Regions from separate parts of the Homo sapiens genome. Here region 1 is linked to region 2. The links are chromatin loops, found by intact Hi-C in ENCODE. Cell type or tissue: heart right ventricle. All regions are shown on one strand. Links, peaks and the distances in the headings refer to the core of each region. The heading gives the core; the rest is flanking DNA.

Region 1 (8,328 bases), core at 40-8,039, 190 kb after region 2:
ACTACAGGTGCCCACCACCACACCCTGCTAATTTTTTGTATTTTTAGTAGAGACAGGGTTTCACCATGTTAGCCAGGATGATCTCGATCTCCTGACCTCGTGATCCACCCACCTCGGCCTCCCAAAGTGCTGGGATTATAGGCATGAGCCACTGTGCCTGGCCCCTTTAATTTCTTTCAATAACATTTTGCAGTTTTCTGCTTAGAAGTCTTGCACGTCTTTTATTAGATATGATTTTATTCCTATGTACTCAATTTTGATGTGATTATAAGTGATATCTATAAATTTCATTTTCCAATTGTACATCATTGATATATATAAAAATACTAAAATACAATTAAGTTTAGTATATTGACCCCTGCCCATTGATCTTGCTAAATTACTTACTCAGCTTAAGAGTCTGACTGTTACTTAATTTGGATTTTCTTCATACACAACCACATTGTCTACAAATAATGAATGATACCTGTGTTTCTTACTGTTTCAATCCTTAAGACTTTTCTTTTCTTGTCTTGTTGTCTGCCTGGTACCTCCAAGCACAATCCTGAATAGAAATGAGAACAGTGTTCCTGACCTCAGCGGCAAAGCGTTCAATACCTCACCATGAAATGCAGAAAGTGGGGCTCACCTCTGTAAAATTCCAGAACCTGGCTCCCCAAGTCCTGGCTGCCTCTGCAGCCTCTCAATCCCTCAAACATATTTTTAAACAAAATTTTACCCAGGTTTTACAGTTGCTCTTTGTGGAAATATCAGTTGGCTACAAGATACTCTATTAGAGCCAGAATGGAAGTAGGTAGTGGGTTTTGAACCTGTTTCCATCTAACAGAAACATTTACATGAATGATGACAAATGTAACCCAGGTCGAAAGGGGTATCCTGGCTCTGAACCAGTTTAGTCTGACCTGAGTCTCCGACCCCATGCTCTGCAGATGTTCAACCAACTCTCCAAGGTCCCTACAAATGGTGCCGCTGGGCAGGGGTGGTTTCATCTTTGGTTACAATTCCCTGCTTCCCCAGAACTTGTGTTCTTCACTCTGTCTAGCTCAACTCTGCCCTGGCCTGCCCTCCACCTTCTACTCCTAGGGGCTCAGCAAGGTGCTTTCTATCGTGGTCGTTATCATCATCCTAACAGCACACAGAGCTTAGGACGCAAGCCAAGGGTTCAGCCAGCTTGTGGGGCTCCACTGTGCACAGATGCCAAGAACACGGCAGGCTGTTAGTCGAGAGGAATTCTTCTAGGATGACACGCTTGCACCTCCCCCAGCCCCTCTCTGCACTGAGATGGACAGGAGGGCCGCTGGACCGCACGGCACTAAGTTCAAGTCTGGGGGTTCCAAACACCAGTGTGCAGACCAGTGCCAGATGGATGCAAGAGAAACATCCGGGAGCTTGCTACAACGCAGGTCTTCTCGGGCCACTCCTGGATATTCTGATGTGATGATTTGAGAGTGAGGCCTAGGAATTCATGGTTGTTAAAAGTTCCACTTGGTATCTGAACCCCATGGACTGGATAGGAATAACACAAATAGAGGCTTGGAGTCCTCTGAGAGTCAGGGTCTGGTGGAGGAGTTGGGGGGCCACCCACTGGCAGCAGCCAGGAGGCAGGAGGAACACAAGGGGAGCATGATATCGCAGACACCTGAAGAAAGGCGCGAGCTCAGAGGGCTCCTGGGTGAGAGGACAGGGTCGCCTGCGACACACGCACTCCTGGGGATGCGGGGCCGGGACAGCGCGTCCTTCTGTGGGTGGCTGCTGCCACTCACCCACCCCGCACTTGCCCCCACCACTGCCGTTGCCCTCCATGGAATCAGCCCCACCTGATGCCCTGGCCTGCTTTATTCTCCTGCTCTCTGTGCCCAGTTGCCTGTGGGCAGCTGGCATCTCACGCAAAGCTCGTAGGAAAAGCCCCCCAGAGCACAGAGACACAGGCAGCCTTGGTTGCCCAAGCACATCTGTGATCCCTAAAACCCAACACATTCATAAAGAAATAGCGAAAGAAAAGTGTTACTTAAAATTGTCTTAGAACTCTGGCTGTGGAAAGCAAACCAGCCTCAGTTAACTTATGTATAAAAGGAAGGAAGACCTATGACACAATTAAAAGAGAATGGTGGCGTCATTCTCATTTCCAAAGACTCCTCTGTGAGCTTCTGCAACACTGGCCAACTGCGAACTCAGAATCAGGCTGCGGTCTGTGGGACTGAGGTGCCTCTGGGCATGGAGAATGGGTCCTTGGAATTATAGACACGAGTGTTGTCTATAATAACAAAATCCACTAATGTGACTGCAGCAGTGTTGTTTGTGATGCAAAATCCTGACCTGCAGCCATCCTCCACCTGCTGAGGCCAAACATCCCTCAGGCCCCTGCTGTACCACGGAGATGATACTCTACCTGCTGAGGTCAAACATCCCTTAGGCCCCTGCTGTACCAGAGAGGAAGGCCCCATCGCCTGTCACACAGACTCACTACCAAAGGGGCCTCTGCCATTTTAAACGTGCAGAAACTGAGGAACGCAGAAGTGAATGACATATCCAGGGTCAAACAGCTAACAAGTGGGGCGCTGGGGTCTGAGCCCAGAGCCTACCTGGTAAACACTGGGGTCTCTGATCGCTCACACCACAGTAAGACCTTAAAATCTCCATCCTCCAAGGAGCTTCGCGGGGAGGGCAGATAACACAGGAGCTCCCTGCAGGACCTGTGCCCACCCGAATCCATGGAGGCGGCCGGCCACGAAGCTGTCCTGGGGGACACGGGAACCGCATCCTCATGGAAGAAAAAGGCAGCAGGCGAAGGAGCCAGGGAGGGGGCCAGAGGAGGGGAGACAGGACCCCTGAGGGATCAGACACCCAGAGCTGCACATCGCAGAGGGGGTTTGAGGCGGAAAACGGCAAAACAGACTGCAGAGCCGGGTGAGGTCAGAGGACCTGGTTTCCCGCCAAGGAAGTCTCTGTGGCTGCAGGAAATAATTCTGTGGCTTGTAAATATTAAAAACCTCACTGTCAGGACGTCTTACCTGAGTAGGGTCATTTATTAGGGTTTACAGACAGGCCTTAGAGTAAAATATGCACGATTCATAAGTGCACTACATGGTAGTTACAGCAGGACACAAAAATTAAACGTGAAGCAATGAGAGCGTCAGAGTCACCCAGAGAAGCCGCCCCAGTTTCAACATTTTTCCAAAAGCTGCGGTTGCCCAGCTGCACCCTCGTGTGGTTGGAAGTGAATATCACAAGTGTTCCCGTCGGGAATGGTGAGGTCTGCACGGGGGTGCTGAACGTGGACAGGAACCCTTCCTCCCGAGGGGCTTCACGGGGGCCATGCTCTTCCTCCTTTTCCCGCCCTCCGGTGTGGGCGCCATAGGTCCCTTGCTATCAGGGCGCTCACCCTGATGCCACCGCCCGGGACTGCGGGCCTGCCTTGCCTCGGGCAGACCTTCCTCACCTCGGGCAGACCTTCCTCACCTCGGGCAGACCTTCCTCACCTCCGATCTGTGGCTCTTTGGCCACAGCAGCCCCTAACCTCCGGGGACTGTCACTCCCCAAGGAAGGTCGGTTCTGAGCTGTGTCTGGACCCTGAGCACAGACACTGCAACCCCGGGCCTTGTCTTTCTGCTCATGCCGGTGAGACCAGGGCAAGGGCAAGGGCGCGGGTGAGACCAGGGTGAGGGTGAGACCAGGGTGAGGGTGAGACCAGGGCAAGGGCGAGGGCGTGGGTGAGACCAGGGCGAGGGTGAGACCAGGGTGAGGGCGAGGGTGAGACCAGGGCGAGGGAGAAGGTGAGGGCGAGGGTGAGACCAGGGCGAGGGTGAGGGTGAGGGTGAGGGCACTCACTCCTCCAGGACGGAGCCAGCATAACCATCGTGCAGCCCAATAAGCAGCCATTGGTCATGTGTGAATGAAAATGAGGCTGCCTGGCCGGGCATGGTGGCTCACGCCAGTAATCCCAGCACTTTGGGAAGCTGAGGCAGGTGGATCATTTGAGCCCAGGAGTTCAAGACCAACCTGGGCAACATGGTGAAACCCCATCTCTACAAAAAATACAAAAATTAGCCGGGCGTGGTGGCATGCGCCTGTCATCCCAGCTACTCGGGAGGCTGAGGTGGGAGGATCACCTGAGCTGGGAAGGTTGAGGCTGCAGTGAGCCAAGATCGTGCCACCGCACTCCAGCCTGGGCGACAGAGCCAGACGCATCTCCAAAAAAAAAAAAAAAAAAAGAGGCAGCCCTGCCTGCCATGGGCTGGATTTTTAATTTTATTTTGCTTTCATTTTACATTTAAATGGCCACAGGTGGTCAGTAGCTGTTGAATTCAACAGCAGTAACAGAAAAGGACCTGGGGAACACGTTTTGGGAAGGTGCGGGGAGAGGACCTCGGGGGGAGGTGGTCACCGCGGTGCGTGCAGAACCCGGAGGAAGGAATGGCAGGGCCTCCGCGACTTGTCCCCAGTGCTCAGAAGCAGCAGACTCCATGAACAAAATGCTGATGTGGAGACGGGAAACACACCTGAGAGGTGGCTTCCCACCCAGCACAGCGCACAGACACCTGGGCCGCGTGATGTCTCCTGGTTCCTCCTAACGAGGCTGGCTGTGGGTGGCAGAGCTTCCACTCAGGGCTTCAGACCATGGAGGGCGACCGGGGCCAGCACAGCCTCAGGCCAGCCAGAGATGGCAGACAAGGGTAGCCCTGAAACTGCCAACTCCGTTGGGGTGGGGGGGGGAAATCACCCAGCTGGAGCATTTGAGAACTGCCAGAAACAGGGCACAATCTCACAGACAGAACACCATGGCGGGGCGACCCTTTACAGCAGTGACCCCAACAGGGAAACAGTGGGGACCACGAAATGCCCGCGAACAGGCCCAAGTGAGCACACGGGGTCACTCACGCCACGGGGGCCACTCACATCACGGGGGCCACTCACATCATGGGGGCCACTCACGCCACGGGGTCCACTCACATCACGGGGGCCACTCACGTCACGGGGGCCACTCACGCCACGGGGTCCACTAATGTCACGGGGGCCACTCACGCCACAGGGGCCACTCACGCCACGGGGTCCACTAATGTCACAGGGGCCACTCACGCCACGGGGTCCACTAATGTCACGGGGGCCACTCACGTCACGGGGGCCACTCATGTCACGGGGGCCACTCACGTCACGGGGTCCACTCACGTCATGGGGGCCACTCACGCCACGGGGTCCACTAATGTCACGGGGGCCACTCACATCACGGGGGCCACTCACGTCATGGCAGCCACTCATGCCACGGGGTCCACTAATGTCACAGGGGCCACTCACGTCATGGGGGCCACTCACGCCACGGGGTCCACTAATGTCACGGGGGCCACTCACATCACGGGGGCCACTCACATCACAGGGTCCACTCACATCACGGGGTCCACTCACGTCACGGGGGCCAGCCCAAGTGAGCACACCAGGTCCGCTTACATCACAGGGGCCAGGAAGCCTTTAAAAGGAAGGCACAGGCGGGCACGATGGCTCACATCTGTAATCCCAGCACTTTGGAGGCCAAGGTGGGTGGATCACTCGAACCCAAGAATTCTAGATCAGCCTGGGTAACATGGTGAGACTCCATTTCTACAGAAAATACCCAAATTAGCCGGGTGTGGTGGCTCATGCCTGCAGTCCCAGCTACTCAGGAGACTGAGGCAGGAGGATCACCTTGGGCCCAGGAGGTTGAGGTGGCAGTGAGCTGAGATCCTGCCACTGCACTCCAGTCTGGGTGACAGAGCAAGACCCTGTCTCAAAACATGAAAAAAAAATATATAAAATGAAAGGCAGCAGCAAATGGCGCCAAGGTAGAAGGGCGCCACGACACACCGCTGAACAGAAGCAGCAAGCTGCGAGGCGGCATGTCCTGTGCTGTCCCACCACACGTGGATGAACAGCCTGGGTGTCACCCCAGTGCAGCTCCACAGTTAGCTGTGGGGGAGGGAAGCAGGAGGTGAAGTGGAAGCTTCACTTTTTAATGCACACGTATTAAATTGTTTAGCACGCTCACACACGCTCACAGACACTTCCTGTCCTTATATTCAAAAGCCAATTCAAAGTTCAATAGGAAATCAAACCCACAGCGAGAAGTGGGGCTCTTCCAAGGGCTGGGGTCCAGCTGCCCTCCAGCTCAGACAGCAGGACAGGGTGCTCAGGTCACCGCAGGGGGACGACAAACCGAGTTGGCTCCAGGTGCTTATCTTAGAATCAGTGAGATAGGAGGACTCTCCTCTTGACTGGAAGCCTAATGATTACATTCGTGTTTCTGTTGCGTCCCACATGCACCCTCCCCATACACCACACAAACTGTGCATGCATGTGGTGTGTACATGTGCAGGTCTGTGGGGGGGTATGCATGCACTTGCATGTGTGTGTGTGCGCACGTGTGTGGTTATACACATGCACATCTGTGTATGTAAGTGCATGAGTGCCTGCGTGTCTGCGTGCATCTGTGTGTGTGTGTGTGTGTGTGTGGCATGTGCAAGCCTGTGTAGGTGCGTGTGTGCATCTGTATGTGTACATGCCTCTTATGGGCTGAATGTGACCCCTGTCCCGGCAAGCTGGCTGGTAGATGGAGTCCCTACCTCCCAAGGAGCTGGGAGCTTTGAGCCAGGCCCATGGAAAGTAAGCGTCATCATCAGCTTCAGTGAATTCCTTCCACACTGCTCCTCCAGCAAGCTCCAGGCTTCCCACCTCGTCCCTTCTCTGAGGGCCGCCGCCCTCCTCCCCATCTCCCAGCTCCTCCCTCCACCCCGCATTCTCCCTCCACCCTGCATTCTGGCAGCTCATGAACTCTTTGGCACCCACTTCACAGAAAACACAGCTCCTCAGAAAAGGCTCCACAGACCCTGTCTCACCTCCCAGACTCTGTCCCTACAGCCCCCGACTCCCCGGCACTCTGTCCTGCCCCCTGGTGCGTTCGCTGCCCCCAAAGATGCCGCTGGCGCCCTCCTGGGATCTCTGTGACGAATGCTTCCCAGTTTACATTAAGTTCCTTGTCTGCAGTGATGCTGCCACCCCTGCCCTCTGCCTCCCTCGTGCTCTCTTTATCTCTGTGTCTCCGTGTCTCTGTCTGTCTGTCTCTATCTCTGTCACTCTCTGTCTCTTCTCTCTGTCTCTCTCTGTCTCTGTCTCTGTCTGTCTCTGTCTCTCTGTCTCTGTCTGTCACTCTCTGTCTCTTCTCTCTGTCTCTCTCTGTCTCTGTCTGTCTCTCTGTCACTCTCTGTCTCTGTCTCTCTCTGTCTCTGTCTCTGTCTGTATCTGTCTGTCTCTGTCTCTCTGTCTGTATCTGTCTGTCTCTGTCTCTCTGTCTCTCTTTCTTTCTCACATTGTTTTCCCACAGCCCTGCTGCCCTGTACGCCCTCCATAGCTGACATATTGTCTCAGCGCCACAATTTTCTCTGTTTATTTGCTGTTGTGTTCCCAGTGTGTGCTGACCACTGAGACTTCTCAGCAAGCAGTGCCTGGACACACAGGTCTGACCGTCTACCTGTGCATCTCCTCCCCGGCCATGTGGTTCTAAGGGGGCCATACAGGGTCTGGAATCTGCTTGTCGCTGGTCTCTATCGCCTCTCTGAGACCTTGGCTCCTATCAAGGCCTGGCCGATGTTGGTTAAATGGAGCTCCATTAGGAGTAGGAAGGGCTATAGGGTTTTCAGAGATCCGAACCTGCCCTCTGACGAACGAGGGCCCACACCTGTGTCGGCAGACACCCGAGGGCCCACACCTGCATCAGCGGACACCTGAGAGTCCACACCTGCGTCGGCGGACACCCGAGGGCCCACATCTGCGTCGGTGGACACCCGAGGGCCCACACCTGCATCAGCGGACACCTGAGAGTCCACACCGGGCGTCGGCGGACACCCGAGGGCCCACACCTGCGTCAGCGGACACCTGAGAGTCCACACCGGGCGTCGGCGGACACCCGAGGGCCCACATCTGCGTCGGCGGACACCCGAGGGCCCACACCTGCGTCAGCGGACACCTGAGAGTCCACACCGGGCGTCGGCAGACACCTGAGGGTCCACACCGGGCGTCGGCGGACACCCGAGGGCCCACACCTGCATCAGTGGACACCCGAGGGTCCACACCTGCGTCAGCGGACACCTGAGAGTCCACACCGGGCGTCGGCAGACACCTGAGTCAGCAAAGCACGAGCTCACCCCCTTCGCCCTGATGAGTCGTCTTTCCAAGGACCAAAAACTTGGTTTATATTAACAGGTGCCCCAAACCATTTGGGGCAAACCTATTTCAGTCTAATATTCCAAAAATGATGAGTATAGTCAGATGTAGTGCTTAAATTGGGACACCTGGCATTTGCAT
Region 2 (8,328 bases), core at 39-8,038:
TAGATTCTGAGGACAGTTGGCTTGACATTTTTTTTTTTTTGAGATGGAGTCTCGCTCTGTCACCCAGGCTGGAGTGCAGTGGTGCGATCTCGGCTCACTGCAAGATCTGCCTCCCGGGTTCATGCCATTCTCCTGCCTCAGCCTCCCGAGTAGCTGGGACTACAGGTGCCCGCCACCACGCCCGGCTAATTTTTTTGTATTTTCAGTAGAGACGGGGTTTCACCGTGTTAGCCAGGATGGTCTCGATCTCCTGACCTCATGATCCGCCCACCTTGGCCTCCCAAAGTACTGGGATTACAGGCGTGAGCCACCGCACTCTGCGGGCTTGACATTTTTGAAGAGCTCCTGTTGCCCACGTAGCTTGGCTGGGTGGCACGTGGTCCTGCAGCATGTGGTGTGGGTTCTGCAGCAGCTGCCTGTGGCTGAGCATGTGTATGAGTGCAAGGGTACAAATGGCCTTTATTTTGAGGAAGGGACGTCACCAAGAGCAGCTATCTATTTTGAAACGGACAGCTAAGTGCAGAATTTATCAAACATGTGAGACAAGAAAACGGATGTGGTAAACGAAGAAGATGGTAGTGAATGACTCAATTCCACAAAAGCCCTTTTTCTACCTGCACATCTGATGGGTTTCATCTATAATCTAATATCAGCATACAATCAAAATATAATCGGTACATAACATTACTTAAATCTGGCCGGGCATGGTGGCTCACGCCTGTAATCCCAACACTTTGGGAGGTCGAAGCAGGCAGATAATCCAAGATCGCAAATTCGAGACCAGCCTGACCAATGTGGAGAAACCCCGTTTCTACTAAAAATACAAAATTAGCCAGGCGTGGTGGCGCATTCCTGTAATCCCAGCTACTCGGGAGGCTGAGACAAGAGAATCGCTTGAACCCAGGAGTGGAGGTTGTTGCGGTGAGCCAAGATTGCGCCATTGCACACTAGCCTGGGCAATTAAGAGCGAAACTCCGTCTCAAAACAACAACAACAACAACAAATTACTTAAATCTTAGAAAGTAGAGTTACTTGAAGTACTGGAATATCCCAGAGGCAAAAGAAATCTGAATATGCAGACCTTGGAATACTCCCTGCCACACAGTATCTCAGCATCTGCCATCACATTAACATTTCCCCAGGTGAGACTGGGCTGGGTCAGAACTCTCTTCCAGCAAAAACAAGCTTTTTGAGAGCAGGACCCGTGCCATTCATGCCTGTCCCTGGTCCCCAACGCACAGTGCTGAGTTGGACAGAAACACCCCATGTTTACTAGGTTAACGTACGAATGTAGCCTAAAAGCCTTCATCACAGTAACCAGCCACTTCCTGGTCTCATCATCCCCTCAGACTCTACTTACTGGTCACTAAGCCGCCTGCCATATTAAACTCGCCCCTCGATTCCCACAAGATGACTCTCCAGGTTCTCCTCTCATCTTCCTGACAGCAGCCCTCATCCACCTCCTCTCATGGCTCTGCTCATTTTCTTTTTAGAGATGGGGGTCTTGCTCTGCTGCTCAGGCTGGAGTGCAGTGGCGCAATCTCAGCTCACTGCAGCCTCGGCCTCCTGGGCTCGTGCAATCCTCCCACCTCAGCCTCCAGAGTAGCTGGGACCACAGGTGTGAACCACACACCCGGCTAATTGTCGTCTAGGCTGCTCTTGAACTCTTGGGCTCAACTGGCCCTCCCAACTTGGCCTCCCAAAATGCAGTGCTAAGGTTAGAGGCGTGAGCCACTGTGTCTGGCCACTCTGCTCATTTTTCCTGGGCATCTCATCCATGTCTGGAGCCACTGGATCTGTGTCTCCAGCCCCAAATGCACAACAGGCATCTCTACCTGAGTGCCTCCTCACCTCCTTCCAAATCAACATGACCACGACAGACCCTCCCCGCCTCAATCCGTGTCTCCTCCTTCCAAATCAACGTGACCACGACAGACCCTCCCCGCCTCAATCCGTGTCTGGTTCATCCTTCCACAGCAGTCAGATCCTTTCCCTCTAACCATAAGAGGTTTGCTGGCAGGATGCTGCCATTCCACCCTGTGGTTTTGCTGCCCAGTCAAACCATTGTGGTGTGACCCCTCACACCACAGTGCACACACACAGGCACACTAACTTCTTACCAACATAACCCAGCCATGCTGTGCCTGAACACCTTGGCTCAATCTCCACCTTCAGATAAACCTCAACCTCTTGGTTCAACAAAGGCTCCTCCACAATTCAGCATCCACCTTCCTCTCATTTTCCCCTTTAGGGATCCTGTCAGTGGTCAACTCTCCCACACCCAGCAGCATACCTGGCTCTTCTGCCCAGTAAGCTTCCTCAGCGCCAGGGCTGCCCACGCTGCTCCCTGGCCTGTGCCACCTTGGCATCCCACAGCGCCTGCCACTTCCTCATCCATCCTTTAGGACATGGCCCAGACATCGCTTCGCCCCTGCAATGCTCCCCTACACAGGTGGGCTAGCTGCTCTTTCTTTAGGTCCCAGGAGCTTATCTGAACCTTTGAAAACCCTTATCACAGGCCAGACGCGGTGGCTCACGCCTGTAATCCCAGCACTTTGGGAGGCTGAGGCAGGTGGATCACGAGGTCAGGAGTTCGAGACCAGCCTGGCCAATGTGGTGAAACCCCGTCTCTACTAAAAATACAAAAATTAGCCGAGCATGGTGGTGGGCGCCTGTAATCCCAGCTACTGGAAAGGCCGAGGCAGGAGAATGGCTTGAACCCAGGAGGGAGAGGTGCAGTGAGCCGAGATCGTGCCACTGCACTCTAGCCTGGGTGACAGAGCAAGACTCCATCTCACAAAAATAAATAAATAAATAACACAAAAAAACAAAACAAAAAAAACCCTTATCACAGCACTGCATAAATGCTTATCCTGATGCTTTTGCCACCGCCATTCGGGTTTAAGCTCCAAAGGGACAGAATCCCATTCTGCTCAGATTTATTTTCCCAGGGCCTGGCATCATACCTAGCACATGACAGATACTTAAAAACATGTGCCGACCCAATGGAAGGCTGTGGTGTGCTGGTCTATATGTAAACTTATCCCATCATTCTGCCAGAGTGACCTCCATGAACAATCTAATTCTGGTTTCTTGCTTAAAAAACCTGTGAGGACTCTGGGATACTCACAGACTGAAGTCTGACTCCTTGGTAGTATCCACAAAGATTCAAATTCAGTCTGCAACTTAGCATCACAGCCTAAGGGCCACCAGGTCTCTGGAGTTCTAGTTGTGCCCGCTGCTCGGGGTTTCCAGAGCACCCTCCACGCTCTGCTTCTGGTGCCACAGCCACAGGAGGGCGCATCCTCCCCATCCCTTCAGGAGGGTCTCCTCTGGGAGGCTCTGCCCCAGATGCTTCACATGCCACCATTCCTGGCCTGACGCGCAGTTCTCAACTCAAGATCTTGTCTCATGACTAATAAGGGCATTTAATACGGTAGTGTTTTTTTCTTTTGCCTTTAATGAACCAAATGATAATTTTTGTAATCACAGTTTTGCCACTGCACCAGGGAAATACAGTAATTCCCCTGCCTCTCCCATAAGCCTGCGACTTCTTGGAGGGTAGAAATCAGGCATGGGGGTCACTTTCCATTTTGCGGTGCCAGTGCAGTAGGTAGAAAGCAAGTGCTTGTGCAGTGAGTGAACTGATGGCACATTAGTCAACCCACAGAGTAGGAGTAACTGGCAAAAGATTCATTTGATCAGGTAATCAGATAGTCGTTTTCAAGTAAATTGGGACAGCAACTAGAGTAGGAACAATCACCGCCTACTGACTCTCATAAACGCCTAAGTCTTTGGGAGAAGGCTTGGGCATCTGCTAAAGACTTCCCCCAAGCCTAGGAGTCAGGCCGCTTTTTGGATGGAAACATCTGGAACGTAGGTTCCTGGAAGCGCATTGCTGAGCCGTGGCACTGGGGCGGGGCCTGCTTCTGTGCGCCCTCACAGGCGCCTCCTGAGATAAGGTGCACTTTGGCCAGGTTCCAAAAGGTGGTGTGCGGTCACTGATCTCTTGAACGACCTCATGATCTTTAGGAAAGGGCTTTGCTGGAAAACACTGCAGAGGCGTATTTACAGAAGCCAGCACAACAGAGCTGGAACCGACTTCACTCACATCTGTGCGGGGTGCTGTGGAGATTGTCTAAACAGAGACCTCTCACCCTGCATTTCAGCTTCCCTGTCACGTGCTTCAACTTCAGCAGCACCAACTGCTGCAGATTCCCTGAGGACCCTTCCAATGAACTCAGAATGGTTTAGTTTCCCAAGATCAGGGAGATGGGGGAGCAGAAGTTTCCTTGAACTAGAAGAACACTTAGAAATAAGCAAACACAAACCACCTAATTTTACACATGAAGAAACGGAGGCCTAGAAAAGTACAGCCACAAGTAGATTTTCTGCAATTATAAACTCTACTTTCTAATTCCTACCCAATGAGACACATGGACAGCTACAGTACTGGGAGGAGGCTGGGGAATGAGATTGAGTCCAGATTAAAGGATTTTCTATAGGATGCCAAGGAGCCCAGAGACTCCCCTGTAGACGTCTGAGTCACAGCTGGTGTGGCAGCAGAATTCTGAGATGCTCCTGCCCTGTCCCCACGTGGAGGATGCCTCACACGCAACTGTGAACGAGGCTGTGAATACGAAGGTCATCATTCCTTGACTGGGTTACGGGTTACATCATATAAGGCCCTATCTCAGCAGGTCAGACAGGCAGATTCTCCTGCTGGTCTAGAAGCAGAAAAGAGTCGTGCTGTGAGAGGAGAGGCAAGGACCTGTGCATGTGGAGCTGAGAGTGACACCAAGCAACACGGGACAGAAGGCAGGGCCCTCAGTCCCACTACCACAGGAACTGGCTTCCGCCAACTGCCTGCCCGTGCTAGCAAAGACCTCAGGTGAGGCCCCAACCTGGCTGACACCTTGACTCTGCCCGTGAGACTGAGCATAGAATCCACTGAATCCTGCCTGGCCTCCTGACAGACACAACTGTGCGCTGATAAGTGGGTGTCTCCATAAGTCGCCAAGTCGATGGGACTTTGTTGCCTATCACAGAAAGCCAATGCAGATGGTGTTTATTAGAATAAAGGATACTCAAACTTGAAGACATTTTTCAGAACATTTCCTAAATACTTCAACCATACCCAATAAATGAACACGGTTTCCCTTTAATTCAAATCAGCAAAATAATTTAAATGGTAAATTTCGCTTACAAACCTATCAAATAAAAGAGAACTTTAAAAGCTGTTGTTTTAATATTAAGGATACTCATTAGCTCTTTATCATAATAATGTTCAGTTTTAAAAGACTTAGATAATGAATAGAAACTTTATGAACCAAAAAAAGGATATTCTCTAAACGGAAGGATCTGTGCCTGGACGTGGTCTTCACAGGCCTGACGCAGTTGCTTGTAGAGCATTGGGGAGACTTTGTGAGAACAGAGATTTTCCACAGCCTGCAAACAAAAGGGCTACATCAATTCTTCAGTATGAACAACAGATTGGTTCATAAAAAAACCCTATTGTTAACATAGCTGTAATCATAAGAAAAAGGCACCCCACACCCTACCCCAGTACTTCAGGAATCTACAAATAAATTACTTATTATGGCTAAGTTTAGGGCACTTCTCGTTGGAACACTGCAGTCCAGTCATAGTTGGCATGGGGGTAGAGGTAACAACAGTTAATGTGGGCACATTGCACCTGCTGGACCTCGGGTCCCAGGCAGCTGGCCTGCACCACTCCTGAGCATCTATGGTGCCCAGTCACTTGGGACTTCTCAACAGGTTTGATCCTCACAGGCCTGTTTCCGGGTGCTCCGATTCCTCAGTCTGAGATGGGGGTCACTGGAGTGTGTTTGTGTTTAAGTTCACCTTGATGATTACAAAGTGAAATCAGGGCTAGAGAACCAAGAAAATCTTTTCCCTCAGTGACCACCTTCCCATCAGGAAGGAGAACAACAGGCTGGGCCTTCCCCTCACACTCCCCAGGGCAGTGATTCAATCCAAACTGAGCTTTTTCTGGGTGACACAGGCCAGACTGTATTGTTTCCTATTTATTTTTCTGCAGGCTAGATGTGTAATTCACTTCAGTTTGTTTAATTAATAAACTTTCTTTTTTATTCTGTGAACACCCCTAATACAAGAAGAAATCTTTTTTTTTTGAGTTGGAGTCTTGCTCTGTCACCCAGGCTGGAGTGCAAAGGCAGGATCTTGGCTCACTGCAACCTCCACCTCCCGGGTTCAAGCGATTCTCCTGCCTCAGCCTCCCGAGTAGCTGGGATTATAGGCACCTGCCACCACGCACAGGTTAATTTTTGTATTTTCAGTAGAGGAGGGGTTTCGCCATGTTGGCCAGGCCGGTCTCAAACGCCTGACCTCAGGTGATTTGTCCGCCTCGGCCTCCCACAGTGCTGGGATTACAGGCATGAGCCACCGTGCCCAGCTGACACCATTTTTTGAAGCAGAAAATTTTTTCTCACAATATTTTTACTCACCTCAAAGAAACAATGCTTGTACATTCTTACCAGTTCTAATAAAATTTCCTTTCCAATCTTAGGTACAAAAACTTAAACTCATTCAATTCCAATATGAAATATTATAAACAGAAATATGGTTTTTCTAACAAGTTTTGAACCAATGTGGGGTTCGAAAAATGTGGGGATATACAGAATAAAAACACTTTAGATAAATAATCTGAATTTAATTAGGATACAATATACCCCTAGGAAAAAAGGTAAATTAAAGTTATAAAGCTATTCATTTTACTAATACTTACACAAGTATTAATAATTCCAATACTAAATATCGGAGAGCTGCTACATATTAACCAAAGTTAAATACATACAGTGATTACTACCATATAAAATACATGCATATTTACAAAGATCAAAAGAGGATGTGGAATAATTATAATCCTGTTTTTAATTATAATCCTGTTTTCTAGCAAGCTTATTATCAGCATAATAACAAAGAAATACAAACTTTCCCCCTACATTTTGTCTTACTATAGAAACGGAATTCCTACCCACATTCTGTATTTACTTTAACTCCTTTCTCAAACTCTTCAATTCCATCCCTTTGAATTCCATATCTTCATAATTTGGTCAAAGATCTGCCATCCTTTTGTCTCCTCAAACAACCAAGAGAACTTTACGACAAAGGTTTTGCTCCAGTAGTTAAACATTAGTGAATCCCACAAACATAATTATTACAAAGTAAGTTTTTTATATAACACATGAAGAAAATGTATTTTCTTCAGCAAAAATCAACAGTAACTTAGGACCATTTTCTGGATGTTTTAATTCCTAGACCAAGAACCAATATCCTTAAAACCATCTTTTCCTGGTTGTGGCAAATGACTAAATATTTTATAACCCACTCTGCCTCCTATGTGTCCTATTTGGTGCACATTTACTATTCATATGAGTCATACTGCAATTTACTTTGTTTTTAAAATTAAGAATTTAAGAACCTCTCAAAACAAGTGGCAAGCCCTGGGTAACCCAGGTTTGCTGTAGGTGCTGAGTCAGGACTCCCGGCTTCATATTACAGGCACTCATCACTGGAAAGGCGACAGCCTTTGTTTCTCCCCGCCCTGCCAACTCCTTGCTGGCAGGAACATACTGGAAGACTTTTTTGTGCTGTTATAGAAGCAGCACAACACAGGAGTTGCCCCTCCCCCAAATGGATTTTTGACACTCAATCATACTTTGAGATTTAGAAATACCCTCTCTGGATGCATAAAGCAACTAATCAGATGGTACTGTGTGCTTCATGTTGGTGCACTCAGGCCATTAGCATTTTAAAGATTCACCCCAGAGAAAAGGAATGTAATCCAATGATCGGAGGTAGAGAAGTATCATTTGCATTCTACTCCTATTAGTATCAAGATGCTTTCCTTGTATCAACAGCCAAGTGAGGAAATTTGGTGTATATCTACAGCCAGCACTGTCTCTTCTCACATCACAGCTACTTCCTAACTAGCAGGTTCATCAAATGATTGTCTGTATTAGCTCAACAGACACGTGTGTGAATGTCAAATACACGTCTATTTATAGTGTCAAAGCATTGCCTGGAGTGAACTCACTGCTACTTAAACAAAATGCTCACTGCGGATAAGGGCAATCCCTGCTCTCAGATGTGGAAGACAGAACAAGGAAGGCCATGGAGCTGTGGGACATGACCTCCATAGTCACACAGAGACCTCCACAGCCACATGGGACGTGACCTCCATAGTCACACAAAGACCTCCACAGCCACACAGATGAGACCTCCATAGTCACACAGCGACCTCCACAGCCACATGGGACGTGACCTCCATAGTCACACAAAGAC

The links. Peaks named below come from ENCODE experiments on the same cell type or tissue, not always from the same donor. Only the 100,000 strongest peaks of a DNase experiment are listed, where the experiment ranks them.
Region 1: a loop joins it to region 2, with 10 times the contacts of the local background. A loop is called at or near these places in 28 of 110 quality-filtered maps.

Annotation. Positions count from the first base shown.
Region 1 is chr13:113,030,019-113,038,346 of GRCh38, reverse strand. The region is part of intron 3 of MCF2L (MCF.2 cell line derived transforming sequence like); the gene reads right to left. Among named protein-coding and RNA genes, the nearest start is that of MCF2L, 65 kb to the right of the region's middle. RefSeq lists a silencer at 3,038-3,332 and an enhancer at 7,929-8,328. In heart right ventricle, for the core only: CTCF peaks have their summits at 3,003 and 3,203; a DNase peak (open chromatin) is centred at 3,235; H3K4me3 peaks cover 474 bases.
Region 2 is chr13:113,216,065-113,224,392 of GRCh38, reverse strand. It overlaps CUL4A (cullin 4A), which reads right to left. Exons shown (of 20, transcript NM_001008895.4): 3 at 5,345-5,448. Among named protein-coding and RNA genes, the nearest start is that of CUL4A, 11 kb to the right of the region's middle. RefSeq lists enhancers at 1,151-2,000, 3,421-3,984. In heart right ventricle, for the core only: a CTCF peak has its summit at 3,294 (motif pointing right); DNase peaks (open chromatin) are centred at 3,352, 4,002 and 7,552; H3K27ac peaks cover 4,740 bases.